Linked DNA regions of Homo sapiens: regions 2 and 3 are each linked to region 1. A link is a loop called in an ENCODE intact Hi-C map of the cell type or tissue named here. Cell type or tissue: OCI-LY7. All regions are shown on one strand.

Region 1 (5,000 bases):
GTTTTCTGTGCACCTCTCCCTGCTGCCTGAGAACATGCACACCAAGAAGCGTGCTCTCCTTGCCAAGCCGTGTTCTGTTTAGACCCAGGAGCATCTGGCATTCCTGTAACCTCCGACCACAAGCTTTCTACAGCTCCTTGCTCTCCTAAACGTCATTTCTTTCCAGGCCCACTGAAGGGGAAAGGACCGAGCGCCTCATCAAAGCCAAGCTCCGAAGCATCATGATGAGCCAGGATCTAGAAAATGTGACTTCCAAAGAGGTAAGACAACTCCTCCCTTCATTGCAGGTCAGAGGTCATGCAGCCTCCATGTGTCCTGCTCCCGAAAGTGCAGCAAAAGCAGGCCCAACATCTGGTTGTCTTTACCTGTCCTCTGGTATCAGCCCCCGGAGGCTTTTTTCTGCCTCGTTCTACAATTGTATCAGGCCTCGGAGTCAGACTCCAGTTTGAGTCCAGATCTGCCGCTTATCGGCTATGAGACATTGAGTGAATTTCTTGACCTTTGTGAGCCTCACCTATATGGCCTTTGGGGAGAAGTCCATGAGATCCACAGACTGCACCGAGAAGCATTGATCTGTTTTAATAACACCCCCTTGTTCTCTCTTCTGCTCCCTATTACCTTGGGTTTTATGGAAGAGACAGCAGACTTATTTCTCCACAGGATGACAGCTTGACCTGCAAGTATCAAATTCTAGAATAATTTCTCTCTACCTTTTTACCTTTTCATGTTTTTTCCTGGATCACTTTTTTTTCCATTGCTTTTTATTCAAAGCATGCAATGAATTACAATGAGAGATTCAACTGGATGGATCTAAGAAGTTAAAATTGACATTTTAAAAGTTCATTTATAATCTTTTTTTTTTTTTTAAGAGACTTGGTCTTCCTGTGTTGACCAGGCTGGTCTTGAACTCCTGGCCTCAAGCAATCCTCCCACCAAGGCCTCCCAGAGTGCCGGGATTACAGGCATGAGCCACTCCATCCAGCCCTGTCTTTTAATTAATGAATACATTTTTTAAAAATCATATTGTGATATCTTTCCAAGAAAGATAGAACTGATTTTAGATTATTTGATGTATTTGACATTTAATTATAAAAGTAAAAGTAAGTTTAAACTTGGTAGAAGAGATCTCATGGAAATCAAATTCCTTATTTGAAATAATAAACTTTACCCAGTTGGGTTTACTTCTAAGCTGAATAACCTGCATTCCTGCCACCCACGCATGTATGTTGCGTGTATCTAAATGTATTACTCTGAAAGAGAAAAAACACCCACCTTTTTTGGAAATAGGCACAGTTTCCATTGTAACTTTAATTCTTTTGAGGTGGACGATTGTTTTCTTTAACAAATCACTTTTCCTAATATTTTCTACTCCACAGATTCGTAATGAATTAGAGAAACAGATGAATTGTAACTTGAAGGAACTCAAGGAATTTATAGACAATGAGATGCTACTTATCTTGGGACAGATGGACAAGCCCTCCCTTATCTTCGATCATCTTTATCTCGTAAGAGGCATGGCCCTGGCAGTATCTGGTTTGGGGGACATAAATCAGACCCTGGTTGTTTAAGAGTTTGTAGCAAGTCCGGGAGAAAAAGCAGGCAAAAAACTTGAGTTGCCAGAGCCTCCATCCTGGCTGGCAGGAGCTCCCCTCTTTGGCCCCTTCTCTGGCCTGCAGCCTGCTGATCTGCTCTTGAGCCAGCTGTTTGAGACGTGGCTTCCAGCTGAGCTGCGGGGAGTTGTTTGGGAGCTATTTGGCGTAGTCAACTGGCATGTGTTTCAGACTCTTGCAAACCCTTTGTCTTCTTCAGCCACTAACACATAGGCCCCATCCAGTTACTTCCAAGTGGTTTGTGGGCTAAAAAACCCCAGTTACTAAAGGAAGTGTCCTCACCAAACCCCAGAATTATGCCTAGGCATCCTGAGACATGAGAAACAACAGGGAGGAGAGATCACACAGCTGACACGGAGCTCCCGCTGAGCTTGTCCAGACAGCTTTTCCATGCACGGCTCCAGGGCCGCTGGAAGCCCTCACCCGGGTCCTGTAGCTCTGGGTGGGTTGTACTGATTTCTGTGCACCTCCACGGCTAGCTCAGATTGTTTTAATGCTGTGAATATCCATAGAAGGCAACTGGCAAGTTGTCAAAGTCAGAGAGGCTATAGAGGAAGGCACGTTACTAAAATTAGAGAGGCCTAGTGGTGTAATGAAAATCAGGGCCCACCAGGGCCGGGATTCCCACTCCTCAGCCTCAGCGGCTATGTGACTTGGAAGAAGTCACTTTTCCTCTTTTTTTCTTCATCCTATACCCCAAGGGATGACTATGAGGATTAAATGAAATACAAACTGGGCACAGTGGCTTATGCCTGTAGTCCCAGCTACTCAGGAGGCTGAGGGGGAGGATAGCTTTAGCCTAGGAGTTGGAAGCCAGCCTGGGCAACATAGTGAGACCTTGTCTCTAAAAAATATTTTTTTTAATAAAATAAAATTAAAAATACATATTTAAAGCACCGAGTACAGTTTTTGCAGGTGCTAACTAATGGTAACCATTGTTAGAGGAGAAAGTGCTTCCTGGGAAAGCTAAGGAAGTAAATTTACTACTAGAGACAAGAAAGACTTTGTTTTCTGTAGGAAGTAATTAAGAGTTATGTATATGTCATGATATCTATGTAGATAAGTAGATATGTATATTTTTTAATACATTTCTGTATACAAATCTATATAGATTTCATAGTGATTGATTAAAATGTATGTACATGTGTGGATTTGAAAGTGTGGGCAGTCCTGGGCACTGATCTCCCTGGAAGTCTGTTGATTTCCCTGGTGAGAAGGGAACAGAAGGCACCTTCCTTCTTTCTCCACTAGGTGGCAGTCACAGCAAGAGGACAGTCTCAGCTTCAGCGGCACTCGCGTTATGTTTTTAGTGTGGTTCAGTGCTTTATGTCACTTTTTCCATGAGAGATACTAAAGGAATTTTTATGTTTGGGCCTCTCCCTCAAATATGAAAATTCAGCTAGTGTCGCACATTGCCAGCTTGCTCAGGGCCCTGCCACCCCTGGTCCTGAGGGGTCTGCCCTCTTGGGAACTTGGGAAAGGAAGTTTCAAGGAAGACAAAGGTGGATTCTTTTGCTCTTTATGATACTATGTTGTTTGCATTTCCTAAGAGGAAAGTGATCATTTTTTCTTTTCTTTTTTTTTTTCCCCCGTTCCATGTCCTTTGAATGCTTGGGAGTGGAAGGTTTTTCAATGATACCATTTTTTAAAAGTACTAAATTAAAACATGTTGCAGAAAGTCTGAAAATAGAAATAAATCTAAAGAAGAAAAAAGCATTCCCGATCTCGCAAATCCAGAGGTAGTCCCTGTTAACATTTTGGCATATTTATTTTCCCATCTTCTGTTTTTTTGGGTTTTTAAAATGCATATATAGCTTCTTTGAAAACGCACAAAGAAAGAAAGGATCATACTGTTTATGTTTATATAGTCCTGTATCCTCCTCTCTTAAAATTTTTTTTCCTTACATGGTATTTGCCTGTGTCATTAAATATTCTGCAAAATTTATTTGTTTTAAAGACTCCATCATGAAGATCCAGCCTCATTTATTTTACTCATTTTTTCCCTTTGGACGTTTGGGTGGTTTCCACTGGTTTATTACAAATAATTATAAATATCCTCCTACCTAAATCACTGTGTGAGTTCTGATTATTTCCTCAGGATAGCTTTTTGTAAGTGGAATTACTGGGTCAGAGGGTGGGAACTTTTTCAGTATTGCCAAAATACTTCCCAGAAGGTAGAACGATTCCTGCTTTAATTAGTGGCTTGTGAACGTGCCCTTCCCTGGGTGGGAGGTCGCAGGTCATTGCCTCTGCTTACAGGACCCCCCCCCACTGGACTCTTAGGAAAGGAAGTGGGGAGACGGAGAGCAGGTTTTCCTGGACTTGCTGTTTCCCTAAGGCCAAGGGGCCAGTGAGGGCCGGGACCCTTCCCTCCCTCCGTCCCTCCCTCCCTTCCTCTCATGCTCTGAGTACTCACTCAGGAATCTCCTTGAATATCAGCCGCTGGTTCTCTCTGTTCTCTGAGGCCAATGGGGCCATGAAATAAGACCTCACCGCCAGAGCTAGGGCAAACCATGCATCCCCTGAGCAGCTCTGAGGCTGACATGTGACACTCACAGGAGCTTGTGTGATCTGTCTCCCAGGGCTCTGAATGGAATGCATCCAATCTGGAGGAACTGCAGGGCTCAGGGTGAGTCTCCTCCCCTTGTCTTTCCCTGTCCTTCCAGGCAGCTTAGAAACCCTCCACTCTGCCATGGAGGGGGAGACCTTGGGGCTGCCTGCCTGTAATTGCCTGCACCCTGGTCTCTGAAGTGGCTGCCAGGGGTTGATGTGCATAGCTAAACAGATGTGCTTCCAAACACCACGCCCTGAATAATTCATGGAGTTTAGATTGTGCCGAAGTCTCGCGTGATCGTGTGGATTGAGGAAAACTTAAAATTACACTCTAATTGCTGTAGGACCGCCTGGATATTGATTAGGCTCTGTGCTGCCTCACCCCCACCCCGCTTCCCTGCCCCGCACAGTTGCTGCAAACCCTAGTGTGGACGCAGAGGTCTGCTGGCTGTTGCGTTAGTCAGCAACCCTGATCCCTGGGCCACTTTGGGCTCTATCTGAGCTAATGCTTTGGGGCCTGGTGGGAATCTTGCAACTTTACGCTCAGTGTTGGCCAGAAGCATATGCCTGTCGTAGTCTGACAAACACTCAGCAGGGATGAAAAATGTTTCAATCTAGACCTTCAAGAACAGATGTCTGGACTTTTTTTTTTTTTTTTTTTAAAACAACACAGCCACAAAATCACCGTTCTGTGGGCCTGACATGATGACATTCTAGAATTACCACGTTTAAAAATCAAGACTAAACAAATCTTAAAATACATCTTTAGAACTACCGGTTAAGATGCATTCTTTCAACAGAAAGTATTCTTAAAACGTAAGGCCATACTCTTCTGTG
Region 2 (5,000 bases), 150 kb before region 1:
GACGGGGTTTCACCATGTTGACCAGGCTGGTCTCGAACTCCTGACCTCAAGCGATTCGCCTGCCTCAGCCTCCCAAAGTGCTGGGATTACAGGCATCAGCCACCACGCCCAGCCTAAATATCTGTTTTATCTGTGAGGAGGGCAAATAAAAACTAGAAACAAAATTGCAGAAGAAATATTTAGCCACCCAAGAGAGCCACTGGCTTCCCACCACTGTAACTCTATCCACTTACATAAAAATAATGTCTTAAATTATACAATGTTCCTATCTAGTTATAAAAATGGCTCCCTTAAGTTCATTATTTAGAAACATTTAGTTGGAGATATTTTGATGTGATTAAATGCAATTAAAAGTTTCCATTAATTTACAATAGCTTTATCCTATTGCAGCAACTCATAAAACCAGATGAAAAAGATTTTGCTGTATAATTCTTAAAAGCTCAACAACCAGAAGTCCTTGTAATGTACTCTGAATTTTAAGTATAAATGTCAATTAGGGCCGGGCGTGGTGATCACGCCTGTAATCCAAGCACTTTGGGAGGCTGAGGCGGGCAGATCACCCGAGGTCGGGAGTTTGAGACCAGCCTGACCAACATGGAGAAACCCTGCCTCTACTATAAATACAAAATTAGTTGGGCGTGGTGGCACATGCCTGTAATCCCAGCTACTTGGGAGGCTGAGGCAGGAGAATCGCTTGAACCCAGGAGGTGGAGGTTGCAGTGAGCCGAGTTCATGCCATTGCACTCCAGCCTGGCCAACAAGAGTGAAACTCTGTCTCAAAAAAAAAAAAGAAAAAAAAAAAAAAAAGTCAATTAGATCATTAAGGAGCCCATTCCTCTACGCTGATCTGTGCTTTTCTACAACCCTCCTTCTCTCCTCCCTTCCTCATTCTTTTCTTTCTTTCCCCAAAGTAGATATAATAATGGAGCTTACCAAGTGCTGGGCACTTTGCTAAATGTTCTGCTCAGACTAACTTACTTGGTCCATTGAACAACTGTTTTATCCCCGTATGACAGATGTGAAAACTGAGGCTTAGAACTCACAAGGGACTTGCTGGAGGTCAGATAGTTATTATTATTATTTTTGAAACCGGATTTCGCTCTGTTGCCAAGGCTGGAGTACAGCAACACGATCATACCTCCCTGCAGCCTCAAACTTCCAGTCTCAAGGGATCCTCCCACCACAGCCTCTGGAGTAGCTAGGAGTACAGATGTGTGCCACCACGCCCAGCTAATTTTTAAAATTTTTTGTTGAGATGGGCTGCAGGGCACAGGGTGGGCGGTCTCACTGTGTTACCCAGGCTGTTCTTGAACTCAAGTGATCCTCCCATCTTGGCCTCCCAAAGTGTTGGGATTACAGGTGTGAGCCACCGTGCCTGGCCAGATAGTTATTAAGTGTAGTGTAGGGGGCCTGGGCACAGTTGCTTATGCCTGTAATTCCAGCACTTTGGGAGGCTGAGGCAGGTGGATCACTTGAGGCCAGGAGTTTGAGACCAGCCTGTACAACATGGCAAAACCCCATCTCTACTAAAAAATATAAAAATTAGCCAGGCGTGGTGGTGCACACCTGTAATCCTAGCTACTTGGGAGGCTGAGGCAGGAGAATCACTTGAACCTGGGGGTTAGAGGTTGCGGTGAGCCAAGATCGTACCACTACACTCCAGCCTGGGGAACAGAGTGAGACTCTGACTCAAAAAAAAAAAAAAAAAAAAAAGAGAAAAGAAAAAAAAGTGGAATGTAGGGTTTGCTTCTACTTTGTAACAAACCACCTTTGCATTCATGGTTTAAAACAATGATTAATTCAACTCATGATTCTGCAGTGAGGCAGTTTGGTGGCTCCTCTAGACTCCATGGGACTTGCTCATGTGTCTTCAGTCCACTGAATCATGGGGCACCCAGGCACCTGGTCCCATGGCATCTGAACAGGGGTCAAAGGCAGCAAGAAGAAGCCACAAACCTTCTTGAGGCCTATACTTGGAACTAGCATAACATCATTTCTGCTACATTCTGGTGGTCAAAGCAAGTCACAAGGCCACACAGATCCCCAGGAGGGGAAAATGAACTCTTGATGGGATGTGCTGCAGTCATACTGCAAAGGTGCATAGATACCGGGACGGAAAATATTGGAGCAACTTTGGCAAACCAGTTGCAACTGGGTTCAAATCCAGGTGTGTCTGGTGCCAAAGCCCTTACCATGTTGAACAACAATTTCAAAGGGGTTTCAGGCATATATAGTCAGAAGGTCCTGTTAAATCATTTATATCCACGGCGTTTCTGGTACTGACTTGGAGAATGACTCTGGAGTGTAGGCTGGTGGTTCTTAACAGTTTTCTAGACCCTTTAAGGCAGATAAGAGGAATCACATGTAGAATCCCAGATTAATTACACTTTCTCTCTACGGAGGGACATCAAGAAGGAATAGACTTTAATTCAAGCAAGGGAATTAAATACAATTTTATTTTTGTCATTAGAGACAATATACTTTTGTTTTACCAAATTTAGGAAATGCAAATAAGCACCAACAAATAACAAATGATAATCACCTGTTATTGCCCCGTGTCTCTCCACGAAAACATCAATACAGGTTGGCACTGGGCCCATGTGTTTTTTACCTCCAGTAGAGGGCGCCATGCACCGCAGCCAAACACCATTTATGTAAGCGGCTGCGGTGGGAAACCTGGAGTAAGGTAACCCACGCCCTACTTGTGTTTTAGCTGCTCTTAAAGACAGTACCTCAGGTAGCTGCCCAGCTGTTCTACCTTGAAACCTGCCTCAGAATGATCTTCAAATTGGTGTCTACAATGAGCTTATACACAAAGCCTGTCCTCGTTCCTCCAAAGACCAGGCAAAAATGCCAGGCTGAGATCACAGGTTCTTGCTTTCCAAACACGTGATCCAAATGGCAAGCCTCTAATTGCCCAGTGCTGTAAATGTGATTATTTGCAGTGGGAATTTATTTATGCCAGAATCAGCTGATTCTTGGCATTGCTAATTTCATTGCTCATTCTTTTATTTTTCAGTCTGATTATAATAATTGCCATACTTTGGATAAAGATCAAGTAGCTTGCTTTCATAATGAACTGCTGTAAATAATGGCCAAATATGGGGCACAACAATTATAGGAAAAGATGTTTCTTGTGGCACAGGTGGCAAAAGCAAGAAATTGAACACAACCTAAGCATTCATAATTAGGGGGCAGTTAAATAAATGATGATACTACCGAGGTGAGGAAGACTATGCAGCTGCTAAGAATAATGCTCAGCTGGGCATGGTGGCTCATGCCTGCAATCCCAGCACTTCAGAAGGAAGCTGAAGCAGGTGGATCGCTTGACTCAGGCATTCAAGACCAGCCTGGGCAACATGGTGAAACCTTGTCTCTACAAAAAATACAAAAATTAGCCAAGTGTGGTGGTGCACACCTGTAGTCCCAGCTACTCAGGACGCTGAGGTGGGAGGATCATCTACCCCAGGAGGTCAAGGCTGCAGTAAGCCATTATCGTGCCACTGCACTCCAGCCTGGGTGACAGAATGAGACGCTGTCTCAAAAGAAAAAAAGAGTAATTCTTGGCCAGGCATGGTGGCTCATGCCTGTAGTTCCAGCACTTTGGGAGGCAAATGCAGGAGGATTGCTTGAGCCCAGGAGTGTGAGACCAGCCTGGACAAAATAGTGAGACTCCATGTCTACAAAAAAAAAAAAAAGAAAGAAAAAGAAAAATTAGCTGGGCATGTTGGTGCATGCCTGTCATCCCAGCTACTTGGGAGCCTGAGGCAGGAGAATCTTTGAGCCCAGGAGCTCAAGGCTGCAGTGAGCTATGATTGCACCATTACACTCCAGCCTGGGTGACAGAACAAAACCCTGTCTCAAAAATAAATAAAGCTGTAGATCTACCTCTATTAACATGAAAAGATTTCCATATTGTCTTACTGAAGCGGAACCTAACACAGAAATTTAAGAGCAAGAAGTTTCCTCTGGGAGACTCAGCCGCAGGTCCTCCAAATGGTCCCACTTCAAGGATGAGGGAACTGTCCAGTGAGGGCTACTCCCGGGAAGTTTAAATTCTTCGGCACTTCTGGCCTGCCACAAAGGCTGGCCAGCCAAGCTTTACTGACCAGAGAAAGTTCTCTGGAAAGGGTCACAGGTACTGGCAGTTAGAAGGTGGACTGGCATGCGTGGACATGCTAAGAATGGGGATGTTTGGGTGGAACGCTGACAGTGTGCTGTGTATGTTAAGAAAAAAAAAAAGAAGGAAAGAAGTAAGGGAGGGAGGAAAAGGTAGGAGAGAGGGAAGGAAAGAGAAGGGAAAAAGAAAGAAATAGCATGTTAGTTAAATTTATGTATTTATTTTTTTCATAGAAAAGAGGCTGAAAGATTGCAGGCCAGGCACAGTAGCTCATGCCTGTAATCCCAGCACTTTGGGAGGCTGAGGTGGGTGGATCACTTGAGGTCAGGAGTTCGAGACCAGCCTGGCCAACATGGCGAAACCCCATCTCTATTAAAAATACAAAAAAATTAGCTGGGCATTGTGGCATGCACCTGTAATCCCAGCTACTTGGGCTGAGGCAGGAGAATCACTTGAACCTGGGAGGCAGAGGTTGCAGTGAGCCTGAGATCGCACCACTGCACTCCAGCCTGGATGAGAGAGTGAGACTCTGTGTGGGCAAAAAAAAAGCTGAAAGATTGCAAAGCAAACTCTGATTAGTAGTTATGGCTTTGGGGGAGAGGAATGGGAGTTGGGGTCATAGGGAGAGGAAGAATCATCATATACTCTGCATGCTTATGTATTGCTAAATTATTTTACAATGAGATTGCATTCATATAATACTCTATAACTAAACAAAAAAACAGAATGAAAAGACTTCATGATATACGTTATAGGTTTGTTATAAAAACAAATCCTCGATCTCTAAGGACAGAAATAGCTTTGCCCTTAGAATATCCTGCTGCACATTTTTGCATGATTAGTAGTTTGACTTCGATTTGGTAAAGGAAAGGTAAACATG
Region 3 (5,000 bases), 190 kb after region 1:
CTTGGGGGTGGGAAATGATTAGCAGCGGCTTGCAGGAACCCTCTGGTATGATGGAAACATGTTTTATTTTGGTCTGGTTGGTTGTCATACGGGTGTCTGCATTTGCCAAAACTCACTGAACTGCATTTTTACAATTGGTGCTTTTTACTGTGTGTAAAATATACCCCAAGAAGCAAGCAAACCAATAAGCAAGCAGGCAAGCAGGTGAATTCACAAGGCTGTGTGAACCCAGAGGTCGGCCAAGGCATGTGTGAGAGCAGGGGGCCTTGGGCATGCTCCTTGGAGCTCCCACAGCTGCTGTCCCTGCCCCTCCCAGGGACTGGGTGACGGGGAGGCCCAAGGAAGCCACATCTTTTGAGGTCCCCTGTGAATGTCCTTACCTTCTGCGGCTGTTCCCCTGCTCAGAGACTATCAATGGCTCCCCAGTGCCCAAGTCCACAAGAAGTTTCCAGCTTCCTCACTCGCTGCCCACTCACCTATATGTCTGCCTGTCTGGGCAAACCGGCCCTCTCACTCCTCCTCACCCATGCCCCACGGCTCCTGCCCTCTCTGCCTTTTGTTTCCACTTTTAGGGCTCAGCTCCCCCAGGCCCTGGAGATCTTTTTGGATCCAGCCATGTCTCTGGGCTCCTCCTTTGCTCACCCCCATCACCCTACTTGCTGCGGGGCAGTATTTCACCCCGTCTTTGCCCCAGTCCTGGGCACAGAGACCAGCTTGGTTGGCCAACAGTTAACTCCAGGTTATTCCTCCTCCATCTGGGGCCTCAATCTTTCCATGTGTAGAATGGGCGTCTCTGTGTCTGCTTATGCCATCAAGTGGCCACTGCTTATGTGTCCTTCCCACTCAGATAAGAGTCACACAAGGCAGGGATTTTTCATTCCCCAGAAGACTTGGGAAGGAGACAGAAGTCAGTCTGATGCCTGGTTCTGTCTTTGCCATGTGTCTCTCCAAGGCTCACAGTCCTCATCTGTAACATGGGATGCTCATAGGGCCCGGGGCACTGTAAACAATTACCCTTGACAATAGCAGAAGTCGACCTACCCTGTGAGGTTAGGTCTTATTCTCAACCCCATTTTATGGATGAGCAAATGGAGGCCCAGAGAGGTTCAGTGACTTGCCTAAGGCCACACAGCATGAAAAATCACAGATTCGGGAGTAAACTCCTAAGACTTTCTGGGGCCACCAGCCACCAAAGGCTGGCTCCTTGAGAAGGGGCTGGGAAGTCCCCAAATCTCCAAATCTCCAATTCTCCAAGCCAGGTCCTGGCGTGACTTCTCATCAGCCACAGAGCTCCTCTCTGGAGGCCACTCTGTGCTCACAGCATCCCCAACTGGGAGAGGGGGTCACTGGGAGGCAGTCACTGGGCACTGCCCATTCACGAAGCCTCTACAGAGCTGGGTGCCGGGGAGGAGGTGGTGCCAAAGATTGCTGAGGGAGCAGAGGGGGCTGCGTCCTTCCACCACCCCTGGACTCACTCTATGAGACCTTGGGCATGCCACCGCCTTCTCAGGCCCCGATTTCTCCTTCTATGAGATGGGAGACGTCTGTATTAGTTCCCCGCTGGAGGGACAGCTTCAAGGAGCCAGAAGCAGAACTGGGGGGAATTCCCAAGGCTGTGTGAGCCCAGAGGTCTGCCAAGGCGTGTGTGAGGGCAGAGGGCCTTGGGCATGCTCCTTGGAGCTTCCACAGCTGCTGTCCCTGCCCCTCCCAGGGACTGAGTGACCGGGAAGCCCAAGGAAGCCACACCTCCTGGAAGTCCCCTGTGAATGTCCTTACCTTCTGTGGCTGTTCCCCTGCTCAGAGACTATCAATGGCTCCCCCAAATAAGACAAGTTTCTATCATATTACAGGGTCCCTGCAAGTCCCTCCAAATCATTCCCTCCCCACCAAGGGTAACCACTGGTCTTTTCCAGAACTTATCATCGGAATCACACAATATAACATACAGCCTGGCCAGATTGTATGTTACCGTGGCTCACGCTTGTGACTCCAACACTGTGGGAAGCTGAGGCGTGAGGATCACTTGAGCCAGGAGTTCGAAACCAGCCTGGGTTGGGCAACATAGCGAGACCCCATCTCTACAAATTTAAGTAATTAGCCTGGCATGGTGGCGCACACCTGCAGTCCCAGGTACTCAGGAAGCTGAGGTGGGAGGATCCCTTGATCCTGGTAGGTCAAGGCTGCAGTGAGTTATGATTGCACCACCGCACTCCAGCCTGGCCTGCAGAGTGCAGGTGAATGAACCTGGTTGATGTAATGGGTACTGCCCTGAGAGAGGCCTCCCACCAGGCAGCAGAAGGCTGCAGCTTGGGAGAGAGGGAAAACCTGGAGGCAGGACTGTGAGAACGTCTGCCCAGAGGCGGGACCTGCAGCTGTGGGGAGAGGTGGCATTCCTCAGAAAAGGATGTGAGCCTTTGCCGATATGACACCTCTTGGTAATGGCAAAGATGTTCTCACACCCCACGTGATGGGATATTTTTTATATCCACTGGGAGAGAAACCAGGTAATGACAAACAGCTCCTGTGTGAACAACTTTTTTTTTTTTTTTTTTTTGAGACACAGTCACGCTCTATCTCCCAGGCTGGAGTGCAGTGGCACAATCTCAGCTCACTGCAACCTCTGCCTCCTGGGTCCAAGCGATTCTCATGCCTCAGCCTCCCAAGTAGCTGGGATTACAGGTGTGCACCACCATACCCAGCTAATTTTTTGTATTTTTAGTAGAGATGGGGTTTCGCCATGTTGATCAGCTTGGTCTGGAACTCCTGGCCTCAAGTGATCCGCCCCACCTCGGCCTCCCAGAGTGCTGGGATTACAGGCATGAGCCACTGGTGAACAACTCTTTCTAATGTCTTTCACTGACGTAGCCCAACTGCCTCTAGAGACAGTCGACAAAAGATCAAACCTCTGTGTTTGAGGTGTCGTGTGAATTAGGGTCGAAACATGGTTAGCCTTGAGGACTTTTGTGGTGATCATGCTGTACCGCCCCCTGGGGGCAGAAGTGGACAGAGACCTGATTGCTGAGCATTTAGGGGCACAAGGTCTCTCGACCCCTCACTCATGCACTCGCCCACACAGTCCCTGGGCATAAAATGCTGTGTGCTTGTGGGAAGGAATTGTGACTCATCTTTGCCCTCAGCCTCTAGTGTGATCCTAGCCCAGAGTAGGTGACTCAGAAATGTTTGTGGAATATTCCAGCAACTTGGAAGAGGTAAAGAAAATAAGGCAGCCCCAGGTGTATGATCAATCAAACATGATTCAGCAATTGAAAATGATGTTTTTGAAGGATAATATGGAAAAATGCCCTTGACATGATGTTAAATGAACTCTGAGCCTTAGTTTTTTCATCTGTGAAATGGGATAATAATAGTATCATCTTGCAGGGGTGTTGTGGGGATTTAATGAGACTGGCATGGAAAGTACTTAGCATGATGCCTTGCAGAAAGTAAGTCCTCCGTAAATAGTCGCTAGAAGGTTAAGTCCTCCATAAATCGTGGCTATAAGGTAAGTCCTCCATAAATCGTGGCTATAAGGTAAGTCCTCCATAAATCGTGGCTAGTAGGATTATCAAGTATGAAGAAAACATGACCAGAAGGAAATATACCAAATTATTGAGAGAGGTTAGTCACTGAGGGTAGGATTTTGGGTGAGCTTAATTTGCTTCTTTCAACTTTTCTGTGTTTTCCTAATATTCCCAAATGGACAGAAAGAAACCCAAAGTGTTAGGAAATCTAGTGGCCCCAGGCTTTATCCTTTAGTTATTAATGCCCAAACAGGAGTGCTCTGAGCTAGTGGTTCTTCCCCGGGGATGATTTTGCTCCCTAGGGGACATTTGGCCATGTCTGGAGACGTGTTTGGTTGTCACGATCGTGGGCATCTGGTGGGTGGTGGTCAGGGATGCTGCTCGACATCCCACAGTGCACAGGACAGCCCCCCACAGCACAGAAGTCCAAAAGTGCCGTGGTAGAGAAACCCAGCTCTGTGGCTTCCCCTTCGGCAGTGTGGGATTCCCAGAACCCCCCTTCCCAAAGATTTCTGGAAACCCAGAGATGCTTCTGTGTCATCATGAACATGGTTGTTGTGCATCCCTTGGTGGCTGGAGGGCTGCAGTGGTTGCTGCCTCTTTTCTAGCACACACACAGGGCCCCCCAGAACTGGGCACACCTATGCCCAAGGTTGGCAGAACCAGAACGCCACGCCGAGATGTGCGTCGGGACAGCCTTATTGCTGCTCCTGCCAAGAAAAAAGGAGAAAGGAAAGGGCCCCATGGCAGGGAGACCTAAGCACAAAAGTGGCACAAGCACAGCCCCTTTCACAGGCACAGGGACCCTGCCAGGGTGGCCGAGTGAGGGTGAGTTCTCACAACGGTGGTCAGTCTCAGCCCTGGTTCTGAGATGCCCACTACTCCCTTGAGGTAGCTCTTTCTGGAGTCCCTGTTATCTGGCTTTGTGCCCGACCTCCAAGCCCCTGAGAGGGAGAGGCTTCAACTGATTTTCCTGAGAGGTTCAGTAGCCCCTCCGCAAATTTCTGGATACAAACAAATGCGTGGGCTAGCAGGATTGTCTGATCCTATCAGCAGAAGCTTCTGGGCCCTGACTCCTGCCCAGCTCAGATGCCATCTCATCTGTTGACAGTCATCTAGCTTGGACGGGTGAAGAAAAGCTCCCGTCACCTCCCACTCTGCACCGGCTCCACGAGCTCTCTTGCTCTTTTTCAGGTAGTGCTGCCTCAGGGCCTTTGCCCTTGCTGTTTCTTCTGCCTGGGGCCCTGTTCCCAGATATCTGCACAGCTGGCATCTTCTCATCCTGTAGGCCTCAGCTTGGATGTCACCTTCTCAGAGAGGCCCACTCTGCAGCCCTGCCCCCAGATATTCACTAGGACACCCCCTTTTCCTTTCAAGGCACTGGTGACGGTCAGAGTGATGTTGATAGATTGATTTGCGCTGCCTGTGGGTGGGGCCTGTGTCCCTCATGTCCACTCTCTCCCTGTCCCTGCCTGGTGC

The links. A loop is a pair of places that touch in the nucleus more often than their neighbours do. Peaks named below come from ENCODE experiments on the same cell type or tissue, not always from the same donor. Only the 100,000 strongest peaks of a DNase experiment are listed, where the experiment ranks them.
Region 2: it touches region 1 in a loop (7-fold over the local background); 52 of 110 quality-filtered maps call a loop at or near these places.
Region 3: it touches region 1 in a loop (10-fold over the local background); 18 of 110 quality-filtered maps call a loop at or near these places.

Annotation. Positions count from the first base shown.
Region 1 is chr12:108,801,561-108,806,560 of GRCh38, reverse strand. SSH1 (slingshot protein phosphatase 1) reads left to right here. Exons shown (of 15, transcript NM_018984.4): 9 at 167-260; 10 at 1,377-1,505; 11 at 4,193-4,239. It overlaps LOC101929204 (a long non-coding RNA gene), which reads right to left and starts at 4,431. Exons shown (of 4, transcript XR_945329.3): 1 at 4,027-4,431. RefSeq lists enhancers at 1-967, 4,012-4,965. In OCI-LY7, CTCF peaks have their summits at 2,654 and 2,859 (motif pointing right); a DNase peak (open chromatin) is centred at 2,880.
Region 2 is chr12:108,948,944-108,953,943 of GRCh38, reverse strand. The region is part of intron 6 of SVOP (SV2 related protein); the gene reads left to right. Among named protein-coding and RNA genes, the nearest start is that of SVOP, 70 kb to the left of the region's middle. In OCI-LY7, a CTCF peak has its summit at 2,613 (motif pointing right); a DNase peak (open chromatin) is centred at 2,643.
Region 3 is chr12:108,610,309-108,615,308 of GRCh38, reverse strand. No RefSeq gene overlaps it. Among named protein-coding and RNA genes, the nearest start is that of TMEM119, 15 kb to the right of the region's middle. In OCI-LY7, a CTCF peak has its summit at 2,993 (motif pointing left); a DNase peak (open chromatin) is centred at 2,968.